2 separate regions of the Homo sapiens genome follow, and region 1 is linked to region 2. Evidence: read pairs that join two places in POLR2A ChIA-PET (ENCODE). Cell type or tissue: B cell. All regions are shown on one strand.

Region 1 (8,000 bases), 93 kb before region 2:
GTAAGTACAGGCATTTTGGTAAACTGCATGTTAAAAAAATGAAATATTGGTAATTGAATTTATTTTTCTAACAGAAAGAAATGGTTTTTATCCTTCTTAACACGTATCTTCAGTATTTAGAAATGAGTTAAAATATATATAATTGTCTAAGCTTTATTTTCAGTAATACACATTTCAGTGCTTAAAAGTTCTGTTGTTAGTGTTGTTATACTGTTATTTGCAGAGGGAGCCTCTCTACAAATAATTCTGGAACCTTATTAAGAATTACGATACTTTCAAACCTGCTTAATTTTACTTCTTGCTACTTGTAAGATCTCTATTCTATGTTCTTCCTACCTCACTGTTTATCTTTGCCTTTCTCAGGTTCGAAAATTTGTGGCCAAGGACAGTGCGGGGCTTCGCATCCGTAGCCACCCTTCCCTTCAGAGTGAGCAGATAGGCATAGTGAAAGTCAATGGAACTATCACTTTTATTGATGAGGTAATTGATAAAGGAGCTTTTGGTAGTAAATTTTGGACAGAAAGTTTTTGCATTGTTTGCATAATAATAAGGTTACTGAGTTTTTTGTCAGAATATGTTTTAAGCAGTTTGGGAAATATTTTAAAACTATTTTATAGAATGTGTTCATTGAGTTTCAAACATTTCATTTATTTTATCATTAAAAAATGACTAAAATTATATTTTGAACATGAAAAGAACAATGTTCGACATAGTATTCAGAACCTGTACATGTATTCACTGAAAATGGGTATAGTTCTTCATGACATTTTAAAATGTTGTTTGTTTTGAAATGTGTTTCTTACTGCTTTAACTTTGGACAGTATATTTTTCTGGTAATATAACCAAGTAACTTCTGTTTCTTAAAATATAAATATAAGGGAAGGAAGACTCATATTCCTTTGGGAAACATCTGATTTTACTGTTTATGTATCTTAAAGTGTGGTTTCCTTGTGTTTTTATTCCTAAGTGAAATTGTTTTTACAGTCTTGCCACATGAATTACCATATTGTGTTGGCACTCTTTGCTGCTTTTTTTTTCCCTGGAGGGTCTCTCAGACTTACTTTCTGCAAAAACTAGATGCTTAATCTGCACATGCACCATCATTTTTCTGCTTTGCAGACTTTCAGACCTTGCTAGCCTCATAGGACTTACAGGAAGGCCTGGCTTGTTTCTGTTGCTTTTTTCTATAGATCCATAATGATGATGGTGTGTGGCTGAGGCTGAATGATGAGACAATAAAGAAGTATGTCCCTAACATGAATGGTTACACTGAAGCCTGGTGCCTCTCTTTTAATCAACATCTTGGCAAGAGTCTTCTGGTCCCTGTTGACGTAAGTAAAAGGTGGTTTTAAAAAGCATTATAGATACACGCTGTTTGTTTTACAGAGCTTTCTTTAATTAAGGCTTTTCAGTTCTGAGGTAACCCACAACTAAGTAACCTTTACTTTACAATTTCTTGAATTCTTAAGGGCTTCTGTGTAATGAAAGTGAAGTTTGGCAAGGTTAAGGCCCTTAGTGCAGATTATGATCCATCACAGATAGGCAGGAAGTAGTAAATTTAATTAATTGCTACTTAATTAAAACTACTGAATTCCTTTCAAAGAGGTAGAAAATGAGAGTGGTTACATTTTTTTCTTTCTTATTTATACAGCTGTGTGGAATGAATTCCAAACTAAAGTTTATGAACTCAGAATTATACATTCAAAAACATGTATAAATGTATGTTATGTTCACATTTTGCAGATAGTTCTGTGTGTTCTGTCTAATTTTGACTCTCTTCCTTCTCGGCTTATAATACTATTATTTAGATTTGTGGTGCTCCGTTGTATTCTAGTTGAAGTTAAATCCTAGTCTTTGAGAGAATTCATTGTACCTCCTTGTTGAGTATAGTAGAATAGAGCCAGTGTTCACAAGATTGCTACTTCATGAAGTATAATAATAACCCACACTTCGTTTTATATATTAACCAGGAAAGAATGATTTTTCCTTTTTTCATTACCATCAAATGTGTGTGCTCTTTAGGATAGAGCTAATAAATAGCACGGGTAAAATTTTATTTAAAAACTTAGTATTTTAAACAGTTGAATTTCTTAAAAATCCGTTTATAAAGTTAGCTTATTGTATCAAACCATTCAGTATATTCCATTTGACTTTCTCCTTGATTGTCCATAATAATGTTCTCCAAAGCAGTAGTTTATATAATACAAGACAATTCTTTGGTGAAGAAAACATTGGAATTTCTATTTCTATTTATTGATCTCATTCTTTTTTATATGCTTTTGTGTATGTTTTATAATAGCACAGTGGAGACTGTATATAGACAGAGAGCAAGAAAGAGAAGGAAGATATGTGATCAAGAAGATTTAGAGTGTTGGCTTACTGCTTTACGGAGGTTAAGTTGAACAATGATACATCTATAAGTAAAATACTAAATTTTAAATTAAAAAATTACATCAATTACGTCTTATTAAATTTTCCTCAGATTTATACCTGCAGTTAAAAATAAAAAGGATTTTGACCCTCTATGAAAGTGTATTTTAAAGAGATAATTATAGCAACCACTTTTGTACAGTTTTTTTTTCCAATATAGACTTTTTTGTTGGGCAAGGGGGAGTTGGTTTTTGTTTTTTATACAGATGGGAGAGCCAGGCGAGGTGGCTCACGCCTGTAATCCCAGCACTTTTGGAAGCCAAGGCCAGTGGATCACCTGAGGTCAGGAGACCAGCCTGGCCAACATGGTGAAACCCCGTCTCTACTAAAAATGCAAAAAATTAGCCAGGTGTGGTGGCGGGCACCTGTAATCCTAGCTACTCTGGAGGCTGAAGCGGGAGAATCGCTGGAACTCAGGAGGTGGAGGTTGCAGTGATTCAAGATCACGCCACTGCACTCCAGCCTGGGAGACAGAGCGAATCTCTGTCTCAAAAAAAACACAAAAATATAGAGATGGGGTCTCACTATGTTGCCCAGGCTGGTCTCAAACTCCTGAGCTCAAGCGATCATCTTACCTTGGCCTCACAAAGTGCTCATATTACAGGCATGAGCTACCACACCTGGCCATTGTGTGTTTTATTTAAGAAAATTTTCTTAAGTCCCTAATAAAATGTTATTCCAGATTATATTATCTTTTCTACCTTCCTAGTCCAAATTTTCTCTGATTTCTTTGCTCATTTGAGGAGCTGCTTTTGGGAGAGAAAGATACTCACACAGATAAAGCAAGTCAATAAACAAAAGTAGAAAGGAAGAGCAAGAAGTACCATCTGTCACAATTCTGAATCCCACGATTTTATTTTAAAGCATTGTGTTCTGTTACTTGATGCTTTTGAACCCCATCCAAGAGACAATCTGTAGTAGACAGTCTCCTTAAGGTCAGGGAAAGAAGGGAGTAACAAAGGTTAGAGGAGCGGTAAGGAGTGGAGTGAGGCATACAGATACTTGTGGGTGGTTTTCACTGGAATGTGAGTGCGGAGGTTGTTAATGTAAACAGCTCAAGAGTGTCTGGTATTGTTAGGAAGCTAGGGTTTTTTTGGTTTCTTCATTTTAAGAGTAGTAGTGACTTGAGAGTTTTATAAGTTAAAAGAAAGATACTAGTAGAAAAAGGGAGAAATTAAAGATATAGATGACAAGACTGAAGACTGAGAAACAGGAGGAGGAAATGGAATTAAGGGCACCTTAGAGAGCTTGCTTCTGTAAAAGAGAGGGGAATATGCATGGCAGTAGTTATGTTTTAGAGGAGGGAGGGACGAAGGGAAGAGGTTGAGGGAGACTACAAGTTCCCTTAAAATAGAAGATAGGAAAACGATCAGTTCAGAATCAAAAGAATGAGTTAAGTTAGGGGGTTGAGAAATGCAATGAATATTTGAAATATTGTTTGAAGGATTACTGGGCCACTAAAGACTCAATGAGACCACTGTATAGACCCAACTGGAATCCCCTGCCTAGTCCTTTATTGCCCTAAGTGTCTGGAATTAAAAGAGCCAAGAAAGAGCCAAGAAAGCAAATTATAGTACTAGTTGCTGAGCTGCTGTGACAGAAATAGCAATTAAGATTATCAGTTCTGGGAATGTGGACTCAGACCTAAGTTAGAAATGTGAAAGGACAAATGGAAGGTCCAAGGGATTTAGAAGATTTAATAAAATCCTAGAACAATATAGTGAATGCACTATAGTTAAAGAGTTGGAAAAATGCAGGCAATAAAGTAGAATATTTGTATTTGATATCATAGGTAGGGCACTTTAACAAATGAGATACTCTATTACATTGCCATGGGAGGGTGGCTGAAGTGCAGTGCACGTGGAAGTCACTACAAGTGCCTAAGTCTAGGAACTAAGAAGTTAGGCAGGTGGAAGATCATCTGCATGGACTTGAAGACACACAGATGATGTGACTCACAAAGTTAAAGATAAAAACAGGCTGGGCACGGTGGCTCACGCCTATTATGCCAGCACTTTGGGAGGCCAAGACGGGTGGATCACAAGGTTAGCAGTTCAAGATGGTGAAATCCTGTCTCTACTAAAAATACAAAAATTAGCCAGGCGTGGTGGTGGACGCCTATAGTCCCAGCTACTCAGGAGGCTGAGGCAGAGAATTGCTTGAACCCAGGAGGCAGAGGTTGCAGTGAGCTGAGATCACACCACTGCACTCCAGCCTGGGTGACAGAGTGAGACTCCGTCTCAAAAAAAAAAAAGAAAAAAAAGATAAAAACAATGTGTTTACCATTGGAGGAAGGGGTCCATAAGACACAATTTAAAGTCATGGGGGGATGGGAATAGTTTGGATCAGGAAGAAACAGAGCAGTTTGGTATAAAAATGAAAGAACAGGTAGATGACATAAGGATTTATGTTTTGGGTGGTGATCAAAGATGACAGATGGGGTACAGTATGGCAAAATTAATTGGCATAGGGCTCTAAACAGATCTGGGATAAAGTTACTTCAGTACAGGTATTAACTGAGGACTCATACAGAGTCAGAGGCCTGGCATAGGCAGGGACAGGTATGATTTTCTGTAGGGACTAGGGCAGACCCCTTACGCAGTCAGTACATTTTTTTTATGAGTATCTGACTGTGCAGGGCTAAACATGGTAGGACATAGAATAATGATTCCCTCTCATCTTCTCAAGGAAATAACACACCTAAATAGTTGCATCTTGCTGCCTCTTCTTTTGTATGTCTTATACATTTACTGCTGGAAAAACTATCTTTCTCCCTTCTTACTTCAGTTCGTTTAAAGTAAATGAACTTTAATCATGGCTGTTAATTGTAAAACATGACTCAATAAAAAAATGAAAGCTGGGAGATATGAAATCAAATTAGAAGTATTCAAACACCAATGCTGCTAACTTAAAAAGAAGTGAAAGTACTGAAAAGTTGCCTTCAGCACTGTTTGTGTCTATCTCTTCAACCTTTTCTAGTTAAAACAATTTTGTATTGACATCAATGTGTGCACGTTATTTGGATCCCAACTCAAACAAACTATAGAGAGAGGAATGGGGGCAGAGATTGGAAGTTTGAACACTGACTGAATGTTGGATGAATTATTTTTAAAAATAAGATTACTATAATTACCCATTTTAGATAATCCTTAAAGTGATCTTGTCATGCTGTCTTGTTTACTCATGTTTTAGAATTCGTGTATTCATCGTTAAGTATGAACTTTAGCTCAATTTGGATCTATCAGTCTTTCTATTTAAACACCATATTTGACTGAAAAATATTCATATCCTAATTTAGTTCAAAGTGACTTTAACTGTTTTTAGTAATGCTCTAGTTGAGAGACAAAATAACATTAGACATTCATATTATGACTGTATCGTTTCCAAAATAATTTTTAAGTCAATGGGAAAGATAGAGCTAAATAGATGAAGGGTTCAGATCCTCTGTGAGGCATTCATTATCAATTATGTAGAACTTTTTGCCCTTTTTAGAACACTTTTCCTTTTTTTTTTTGTTATTTTTGTTGTTGTTTTTTGTTTTGTTTTTTGTTTGTTTGTTTGTTTTTACAGCACCTTGCCCTGCCACCCAAGCTGGAGTTCAGTGGCACGATCTTGGCTCACTGCAACCTCCACCTCCCAGGTTCAAGCGATTCTTATGTCTCAGCCTCCCAAGTAGCTGGTATTACAGGCATACACCACCACACCCAGCTAATTTTTGTATTTTTAGTAGAGACGGGCAGGGTTTTACCATGTTGGCCAGGCTGCTCTCGAACTCCTGGCCTCAAGTGATCCACCTACCTTGGCTTCCCACAGTGCTGGGATTACAGACTGGGATTAAAGACGTGAGCCACTGCACCCGGCTGAGAACATGCTTTCCAGTTTTATGTCTTAAGAGTCTTTGTTTTGTTGTCTAATTTATCTAGAATGGTTTCACTTCCATTTTTTTCTAATCTTAAGTTGTCCAGACTCAAAAATTGGTTGGTGATCTTCTCTTTATTTTCCATTTTTGCTATAGTCATTAATTCATTAATTGCTCATTTAGTAAATATTTGAGTTCTTATTCGTAGAATTCTTATTTGCATTCTTGTTAGTAATAAATACTAAGCTGGAAAGTAGGCATTGGGTGGAGATGCAGAGGGGAGGGATACAGAGTAAATAACATGGGGTGAAGTTCTGATCCTTGGAGTACTCACCATGTAATGTGGTAGACATACCATATTCACATAATTAAATTGCATTGTGATAAGTTGTGGAATGGCTTCACTTAAGTGACATTTGAGGAGGACTTGAAGAAAAGTTGCCAGGAAACAGTAAAGGAATTTCTAGACAGAGAATCAAATGTTCAGAGTTATGGGGACATGCTATGTATGTGAACTAATGAATAGTTGATATAGGTAAAGCAGAGAATTGAGGGTGGAAAACAGATATGTACTGGGGAGAATAGCTTTCTCTCTTCCTTCTCAGGCAGCACTTAATCTGTAGAAGTAGAGAAGGCTTACTTCTTTCTCCAGCTACCCATAATATTTGTTTTTCTTGCCTTCAGCCCATTTGTGTTTATGTACCTCTTATTTCTGTTTTTAAGCTACTTAAGGATAAGGACTCATTCAGGATCCCTTCTCACTCACATTTGTTTCTTCCTAAGCATTAAAAATTACACTTTGCTCATAGTAGGTTTTCACAGTTTGTTGATGCTTTACACATTTGTGGATGCTTAATTTTAGTTCTTTGCATTTGATATGATCATTCTGTTTAAAATAATTTCTAACATATATATGCTCCTTGCCTTAATTATCTCATTTAATCCTCATTGTGACCCTGTGATGTTAAGCATATTATAATTCTCATTTTTGCAATGAGTAAAGATAGCCACTCACCCAGGATCACAAGTAGAAAGTAGTGGAGCTGGTATTGGAACACCAGTTGATATGATTCCAAAGCCCATGCATTTATGTTCCGTATGCATTAATCTAGTGGAGAGATAAGGATAAATATAGTTATAAAAGGATGAAGCAACTATAGCTGTAATAATCCTGTTACTTTGACTAGAACTGCCAAACTACAGAAAGATAAATACTTATAACCTTAATGGTTGAATGAGGATGAATACCATATGTATTGAAGATGACATGAGTTATTCTTTGATTGCATACCTGGGGAACATTGATTGATTTTAAATTAAAATTCTGAAGATGTGGAATCTGCAAAATGTGAGCTAGTAGAATGTTTCAAATATCAGGGACAATGCAAGTAAAAAGATGAAGAGAGAATTTATTATGCACCTACCAAGGAAGACATTAGACTCTGGAATCACAAGCTTAATTTTTTGGAAAACAAGTGTACTTCTATGATAGGAGATGTTAATGGTTTCAAACTTACACACCCAATTCTTTGGGTACTCTGTCAAAAATGAGATCTTTTAACATTGTGAGGGGGGTTGAGTGGAAGAGAAAGTTTATATCAAGGGAAGTAGATGATAGACAAATGGAAGTATTCTGAGGTATCTTTATAGTTCCCATATAATCTGAATTCTTACAGAATTGAGTTTCTGTATATCTCCATGCATTTATACA
Region 2 (8,000 bases):
GTAAATGACTCATTTTTTCCTTGAAAAAACCCAAGGGCTGCAGTTTGTGTCACCACCATTGATATGTTGTGTATCTGAACTAGATCTGCCATTGAGTGTCCCCATCCTGCGCACTCTCCCCCACCCACTGGTGGGGTGGGCACCAATCTGCAGTGTGATTTGGAGCAGGAGCTACTGAACTACTTTCTAACAGGAATAATTAACTTTCTAGCAAACCTCTGGCATCCTCCCATGCTGACCCATCCTGAGGTCTGTGCCTGCATTTGTCTGAGGTGGCACTCATTGCCACTCTCATGCCTGTTAGCTCTAACCTGAAGTTGACTTCTCTGAGATTAGCTGTCTTCAGTTTGACACTCTAATGTCTTGGTCTTACTCTTGTACAGAACTTACTTTTTATTCCTCTAGATCAGGCCTCAGTTTGTGGTTGTTCAGTAATAGTAGTAATAGCCAACATTTATTGGGTATTATACTGTGCAGTCTAAGAGCTTTATAAATGCTAGCCTTTTATCCATCATGGTTTCCTTCTCTTATGTCAGAAATGTTTTTAAACCTAGAAAAGGTAAAGTAAATGAGACGTCATTCCTCATTGATCAGTGTAAGCTCATTCCATCCAATCTCGTGATATTTTTCTCTCAAGCACAATCAGAATTTAGATTTATTATTTTGAAAACTAGCTGTAGAAAACTAATGCAGAGTTCCTATTCCTTCATCTACTATTAAATAGGGACTCTGCTTTCAAGTATAAGCCTAGCGTGTTTTTCTGACAAAGTAAGCCTCCTGGTTTCTAAAGGAACTAAAAATCTTTTCTAAATGATATGAAACCCATGACGTGAAGCACATTAATATAATAATTTTCTTTTTTAAAATACTGTTTTTGGTACATTTGATAGGCCTACTTTGATTATTATCAACAAATTCATATCTTCCCCAAAGTGTTTTTTCCACATTGTATTTTATAACATTGTTCATGTTTTTAACCTGATAACTTTCATTTTCCTGCTAATATCCTTCAGGTACTTTTAAAAATTACAGGAATCATTGGCCTTCCCATTTTACCAGTGTGGGCTTTTTCATCAGTAAAAATAAAAGGGAAAACATGGCTTCTTTAAACTTAAATGTTTTTACTTATAGAAAAACATTCTACACAAAAATCTCCCTGTTTTCTATTCAGAAAAATAATGTTCTGCCAGACTAAATTGAGGGGTTTTGTGACCTTTTTTGTTCATTACTCTGTTTTAAAATGATATATCTGATGCATTTATTAATAGAAAAAGATCTGTAGCTCGAAGTGATCCTCTCTAGGCAGGATATAGTGAGTAAGGGACCCCATCACTTCTTCCATTGTACATATCTGTGTTGAATTTTTTATAGTGAACATTTTTTACTTTTGTGATCAGAAGAAAAATTTCTAAATGTTATATTTGTATAACCATAGTCATGTTATTTCTTTGAATAACCTATCAGTGATTTATATTTCTGTGAGGTTTATATGTGTGTATTCTTAAAACATTATTTTCCTTTGCCTCCTTCAAATTTATACAGGTCCCAAAGGCAAGCAGTTAGAAGGAACTGAATGTCCACTCCATGTTGTTCATCCACCCACTGGGGAAGAGTTTGCTCTGGGATGTGGAGTGTGCAGAAATGCCCACACTTTTTAGAACACGCAGATCCTTTGTCTACAGAGAGAAAAATTGCCTTCATCCCCCAAGAGGATGCGGTGAAGTTTAAACTCTGCTCAGGATAAGGACGGGACCATTTTTACATCCATGAAAATGAACCATTCACAGTGCAAGAAGGATACCAAATACCATGTACATAATTCTTGCTATGAAAAGTTTCCCCATTATTTTGGTTTATCTTCTTTTGAACAAATGACATCAAACTTGTGAGGTGTTTGCATGTGGCCATTACCGTCATTGGCCTGTGAAGCATTGGACATTTATAGATAATTGATATAAAAGAATCGCCATGCCCATGGACTAAGAACGATGCTGGCTTTCAAGCAAAAAAGAAAAATAATCATTGTTTATTGTATACTGCCTTTTTGTAATCCTGTACAATTGCATCACGGGTGGGGATAAAAAGAGGAATATTCTGGTTTATTTCCTAGACTGTTATTTAAAAAAAAAAAAAACATTGTGTTAGGACAGCATATAAATGTAATAAGTATCACACTGTATATAAACATATCAATGTTTGTCCTGTATAAGAATTACTAAATTACAAATGCAATTTCATTTAAACTTCTAGGTTAAGTTTGAGCCTGAAATTTTAATGAAGTGCAATACTGAGTGTGCCTCATTATCTTGCAGCTGTAAACATATTGGAATGTACATGTCAATAAAACCACTGTACATTTTTATACAGTGATAAAGTCTACCACTGTGGGAGGTATTGTTTAAAAAACAAAATTTGAACACCTTTAAGGTCTAAAAGTCCAGTTTTCCTCAGAAAGAAATTTACTAACACAACACATTCATAATTTTCAAAACTGTTAGAGAAAATAAGAATAGTAATGAAGTGCAATGTTGGAATCTTAAACCCTAAGCAGAAGATCATAAATATATATATATATATTCGTAGGTAAATATATTCATACCAAAGACAGAAGAAAGCATTTAGGAAATTAACTTCTATTTTAACTAGCAGCATTTTTAACTTTATTTATTTATTTATGAGACAGGGTCTTACACTGTCACCCAGGCTGGAGTACAGCGGCGTGATCTCAGCTCACTGCAGCCTCCAACTGGGCTCAAGCGATCCTCCAGCCTCAGCCCCCTGAGTAGTTGGGACTACAGGCATGCACCAGCACCATGCCCAGCTAATTTTGTAATTTTTGTAGAGATGGGGTTTTGCCATGTTGCCGAGGCTGGTCTCAAACTCCTAGACTCAAGCAATCCCCACTGCTTTGGCCTCCCAAAGTGCTAGGATTACAGGCGTGAGCCATTGCACCCAGCCCCTTTTTGAAGTTCATATAAAGTAATAAAATCACTAATTTTTTATTCATTTTCTATAGACAACGGTGTGTTTAGGTACATCTTTTTGACACTCGAGTCATGAAATTGCCAAATTATTGATTGTTGACTCATCATACATCAGATTAGCAAAACTTTTGTTGTTGTTGTTGTATTTGAGACAGTCTCACTCTGCTGCCCACACTGGAGTGCAGTGGCACCATCTTGGCTCACTGCAACCTCCACCTCCCAGGTTCAAGCGATTCTCCTGCCTCAGCCTCCCAAGGAGCTGGGACTACAGGCGTGTGCCACCTCACCCAGCTAATTTTTGTATTTTTAGTAGGGATGGGGTTTCACCAGGCTGGTCTTGAACTCCTGACCTCAGGTGATCCGCTCGCCTCCGGCCTCCCAAAATTCCGGTATTACAGGCGTGAGCCACCGCGCCTGGCCAAGACTAGCAAAAGTTTTAATCACATTTTGTTCTAAATTCCAACTGTGGGAAATATAGAACTTAATTTGTCAATATAGAATTACTGACAAATTTAATGACATTTGTGTTAAGCATTTATGAGAAATTTAAAACAATCTTTGCCTTGAAGGAACTTAAAAAATAAAGATCAGATCTGAGCACAGGTAACTATTTTACAGAATGTTCTAATAAGTTTCATAAAAATATCCAAGCCAAATGCTTCAGGATTTAGGAAAAATCATTATTGTTTTGTCGTTGGGAGTGTAGCTAAGAGGCCATTTAAGCTGCCTTTTGAAGAATAAGTAGCATTTCAAGGAGCAGAGATGTGGAGAAAGGCATGAGAAATACCTAAGTAGGAAAATCTAGAATATGATCAAAGAACAGTAAGTATGAGTGTTCAAGCTTAGGATTGACTGAAAATGTTTCCAGAAAACACAAAGTACGTAGAGAGACTAAAGCTGTTACAAGAAAACTGGAGGGGAGAATGCAGTGAGGACACTGTCAGTATATTTGACTTGACACTGTCAGTATATTTGACTTAAATTCACAGGCCACAGGAATGAAACTAACCTTGAGAATGCCACACAGATAAGAGACTTTATGGACACTTAATAGCTGCGAAGAATACCATCTTGCGTCAGTTAACTTTGCTGGCAAACTGGTCAGCTCAGTTTGTAAATCGTAGAGGAAAAGAAACAAACTATTGAGATGGCTTGGCTAAAAAAGCCATCTCAAGTTATGAAAGGGATAAAATCAACAAAGCTGTGTAGTGAATACTCACAATGACTTCAACTTATCTTCATTTATGAGGAAGTCACTTTTAGTCAGGATCTCTAGCACCTCAAAACCAGAGAACATAAACATCTTAGCAATAAATTATGACAAAGCACAGGAAGGAGTGGCTTTGGCAGGCATTTTTAGCTCAAGCATCCTACACACAAGGACCATCCTTCAAACACTGCATGTAACATCCAAGGCAGGAGACAGAAAGCAGAATCACAGTGGTAGATGTCAGTGAATCTTCCTGGAAAGAAATTGTTTTTCCGTTATATTTTCAAGCCTAGGAAAAGCCATTTTTCTTAGTATTATGGCTAGACTGTTTAGGCCTAAAATCTCCCTATTTTATCAATAAGCTTATTTGGTTTTGGTTTTTGGTTTTTTGAGTTTTTTGGGTTTTTTTTTTTTTTTTTAAGAAAGGGTCTCACTCTGTCGCCCCAGCTGGAGTGCAGTGGCGTTATCTCGGCTCGCAGCAACCTCTGCCTTTTGGGCTCAAGTGATCCTCCCACCTCAGCCCCAAGTAGCTGGGAGTACAGGCACGAGCCACCATGCCCAGCTAATTTTTGTAATTGAAACAGGGTTTCACCATGTTGGCCAGGCTGGTCTCAAACTCCTGAGCTGAAGCGATCTACCTGCCTCAGCTAGGATTACAGGTGTGAGCCACCGCACCCAACCTCAATAAGCTTATTTGATAAAATATATGCAATGCTCCCTTTATTCACTTTTCATTCAGAATGTTTAGTAATTTGTATTGTTTTTCAGATTTTCAGCCCAATATATCTCCCTGCCCACTGTGTCACTGTATTCTACCTATACATCATCACGTGTTTCTGCTATTGGCTGTATGATGGAACACTGCGGCTCATTTTCCTGAAAACTGCCGATAGTGCATAGAGTGCTGGGATGGAAACCAGAAGCTTTGAATTCAAGCCTTGGTTCTGCCTTGTTTTTGCTTGGGTGGCCTTGAGTCAGCCACATACCTTTTAAAATCTCAATTTATTAGAAATTATTCCAAATCAAAATCAAATGAGAAGGTATATACAAAAGTGCTTTATCCCACAATAAACTATTCAAGAGAGAGCAAAGGAGAGGACATTTACTCAACACCTCCTAAAAGGCAGCCAGTGAAATTAGGCATTTTATTTAATCCTCCTGGCAACTCTGAGAGTAAAGCATTATTAATCCCATTTTGGCTGTTTAAAGAAATTATTTGCACTAGATTCCAGCTGTAGTTTAGCTTCAGAAAAAAAAATCCTGAGATGTGAATTCACAGCTTTCTGGGTTTAAAGCCCAAGCTCTATCACATCATGCTATTATTGTTACATTACTGCTAGTTCTATGAAAAGAAATACTAATTTATGAAATACATCTTATCCAAAATGGTTGGGACCAGAAGTGTTTCTGATTTCGGGTTTTTTCAGGTTTGGGAATATTTGCATTACCAGTTGAGCATCCCAAATCTGAAATCCAAAATGCTCCAGTGAGCATTTTATTTGGGTATCAGGCATGTCAGTACTCAAAGTTTTAAATTTCAGGACACTTATCGTATGGCCAAGGTTGCACAGGGGACAAGACAGCATATGCCTCCAAGAGTGTTCAGTGTCGTCAGGAGGTACCTCCACCCAGATTTCCCTTCAGGGGAGGCCCCACCTCAAGGAGTCCAGTTAGCTGACAGCCTCCAGCTTTAATCACCCCCACATATGACCCAATGTCACACTCCTCCAGGGCAGCCCCAGCCTGTGATAGAGTTCAGATGGGGTTCTCGGGCCTGGCCATTTCTGCCCAAGCGGCACTCCTGCGTGCGCGGTCTTGCGTAAGAACTCAGGCCGACTGAGACTGTCTTACAGCTGCCCTGCAGTCGGAGGCTTTTCCTACCCAATCTTTCCTTCTCTCTTCTTTCCTAGATGCCAGACCTGCATCACAGTCTAATGGCTCTCCCTGCCCACTCCTGCTCCCTCATCACTTTATCTTTCATAGGGATTACCCCCAACAGATTTTCTGCACTTCTAACTTAATCTTGGCATCTGCTTCCTAGAGGACCTGCCTGACACAGGAGGGTAATACATTTTAAATGACTTACTTATGGCTTCATTTCTCAAATGTCTTAGGGTGGCTTAGAAAAAAATAACAAGACTACAAAAAGATATACGCTGGAGGGAGTTACAGTGAAGAAAAATTATGAAAGAAAAAGCCAAGGTTAAAGATTAGTGTCTCGCTGTAACCATACAATGTTATCAAATTGCTCAAGAAAAGGCCATCAATTTTACAGTAAGTTTCTCCAGTAACAAGCAAGGTCAGAGATATCTTCATTTAAAACATACAATGTTCATCTGTTAATTTAAAAAAAAAAAGCCAACGCAGATAGTCTTTCAGGATAGATCAGTTTTGACAAGCAAAAGTGGGAAAGGGCATTCCAGGGAGAGATGATGGTGAGAACTGAGGCATTAACGTGTTCCTCAGAAGCACCAGGTAAGCTGTTTTGCTTCGTTAATTTAATAAATATTTGAACACCTGGTCTAGGTCCACACTTGACAGTACACTCTCATGAGGGTGTTTAGTAACCACGACTTCTACAGAGAAGGCGCTTGATGAATGAACTGCATGAGAGTCTGTCAAGATGTGTGGCGCGCTCTGCCAGGTGGTAGGATGAGACAGCCATGGAACACAAATACAGAATCCTGCAAATAATTCAATGTTATTAAGGACCTTAATCCAGGTTTTATAACCATTAGACAAAGCATTTATTGAGGGCTTACCGTGGCCCTGCACAGTCATGGCAGGCAGAATAACCATCCCCCCAAATCTGTCCACGTCTTAGCCCTTGGGATGTGAAGATGTTGCCTTACATGGCAAATGGACTCTGCAGATGCGATTAACGGTACAGATCTTGTGATGGGAAGAGTACACTGGATTGACCCCATGGGCCCATGTAATCACAAGAGTTCTAATATGGGAAAGAGAGGCAAGAGGGTCACGGTCAGAGAAGGAGATGTGAGGATAGACGCAGAGGCCAGAGATAGAGACTTGAAGATGCTACACTGTCGGCTTTGAAGATGGAGGAAGGGGCCAGGCACCAAGGAATGCAGGTGGCCTCTGGGAGCTGGCAAAGGTGAACACAGGTTCTCCCCTGGAGGCTCCACAGGGAATGTACACTCTGCTGTTAGTACATTTCAAAATTCTGATCTCCAGAACTACACAATCATAAATGTGTTGTTTTAAGCCACCGGGTCTGTGGCGATTTGTTACAGCAGCAACAGGAAAGGAATACAATGGGCTTCACAAGCATCATGATGTGTTCATCTTCCACAAACCTACAAAATATTATCCAAAATATTATCAGATGAGGCCACTGAGTCTCACCAAGAAAAAGAATGGAAAGTATTTCAATACTTTTTTATGTTGATTACACAGAGAATATTTTGGCTATACTGGGTTAAATAAAATAAATTATTAAAATTCATTCCAGCTGTTCCTTTTTTTAGTGGCTTCTAGAAAAATGTAAAATACATATGTGGCTTGCACGCATTTGTAATGAACAGTGCTGGTCTAGAATCTCATTCTCAACAGTTTGATTTTATCATCCATCATTGGAATTTTTTTTTTAGCAAGAGGTATGCACGAATGTGTGCTCTAGGAAGATGAGGCAGGAAGCAGGCCAGAAGGTGGCTTGAAAAACACCACCACTGGATAAGACAGTTGGGAAGTTATGGCTGTAATCTTGGAAAGAGTTGATAAAGGCTATAATCAAGAGTCACAAAACACACTTCCTTCCTTTGAAGAGTTTACAATCGAATCCTAGA

Evidence for each region. Peaks named below come from ENCODE experiments on the same cell type or tissue, not always from the same donor. Only the 100,000 strongest peaks of a DNase experiment are listed, where the experiment ranks them.
Region 1: POLR2A ChIA-PET joins it to region 2 with 5 read pairs; 1 of 35 experiments calls an interaction of 5 or more read pairs at or near these places.

Annotation. Positions count from the first base shown.
Region 1 is chr13:77,132,527-77,140,526 of GRCh38, reverse strand. It overlaps MYCBP2 (MYC binding protein 2), which reads left to right. Exons shown (of 83, transcript NM_015057.5): 51 at 364-480; 52 at 1,191-1,331. Among named protein-coding and RNA genes, the nearest start is that of MYCBP2-AS2, 55 kb to the right of the region's middle. In B cell, no CTCF peak of the experiment used is centred here; no DNase peak of the experiment used is centred here; H3K27ac peaks cover 330 bases.
Region 2 is chr13:77,039,036-77,047,035 of GRCh38, reverse strand. It overlaps MYCBP2 (MYC binding protein 2), which reads left to right. Exons shown (of 83, transcript NM_015057.5): 83 at 1,543-2,379. The coding sequence ends at 1,658. Among named protein-coding and RNA genes, the nearest start is that of FBXL3, 16 kb to the right of the region's middle. In B cell, no CTCF peak of the experiment used is centred here; no DNase peak of the experiment used is centred here; H3K27ac peaks cover 1,060 bases.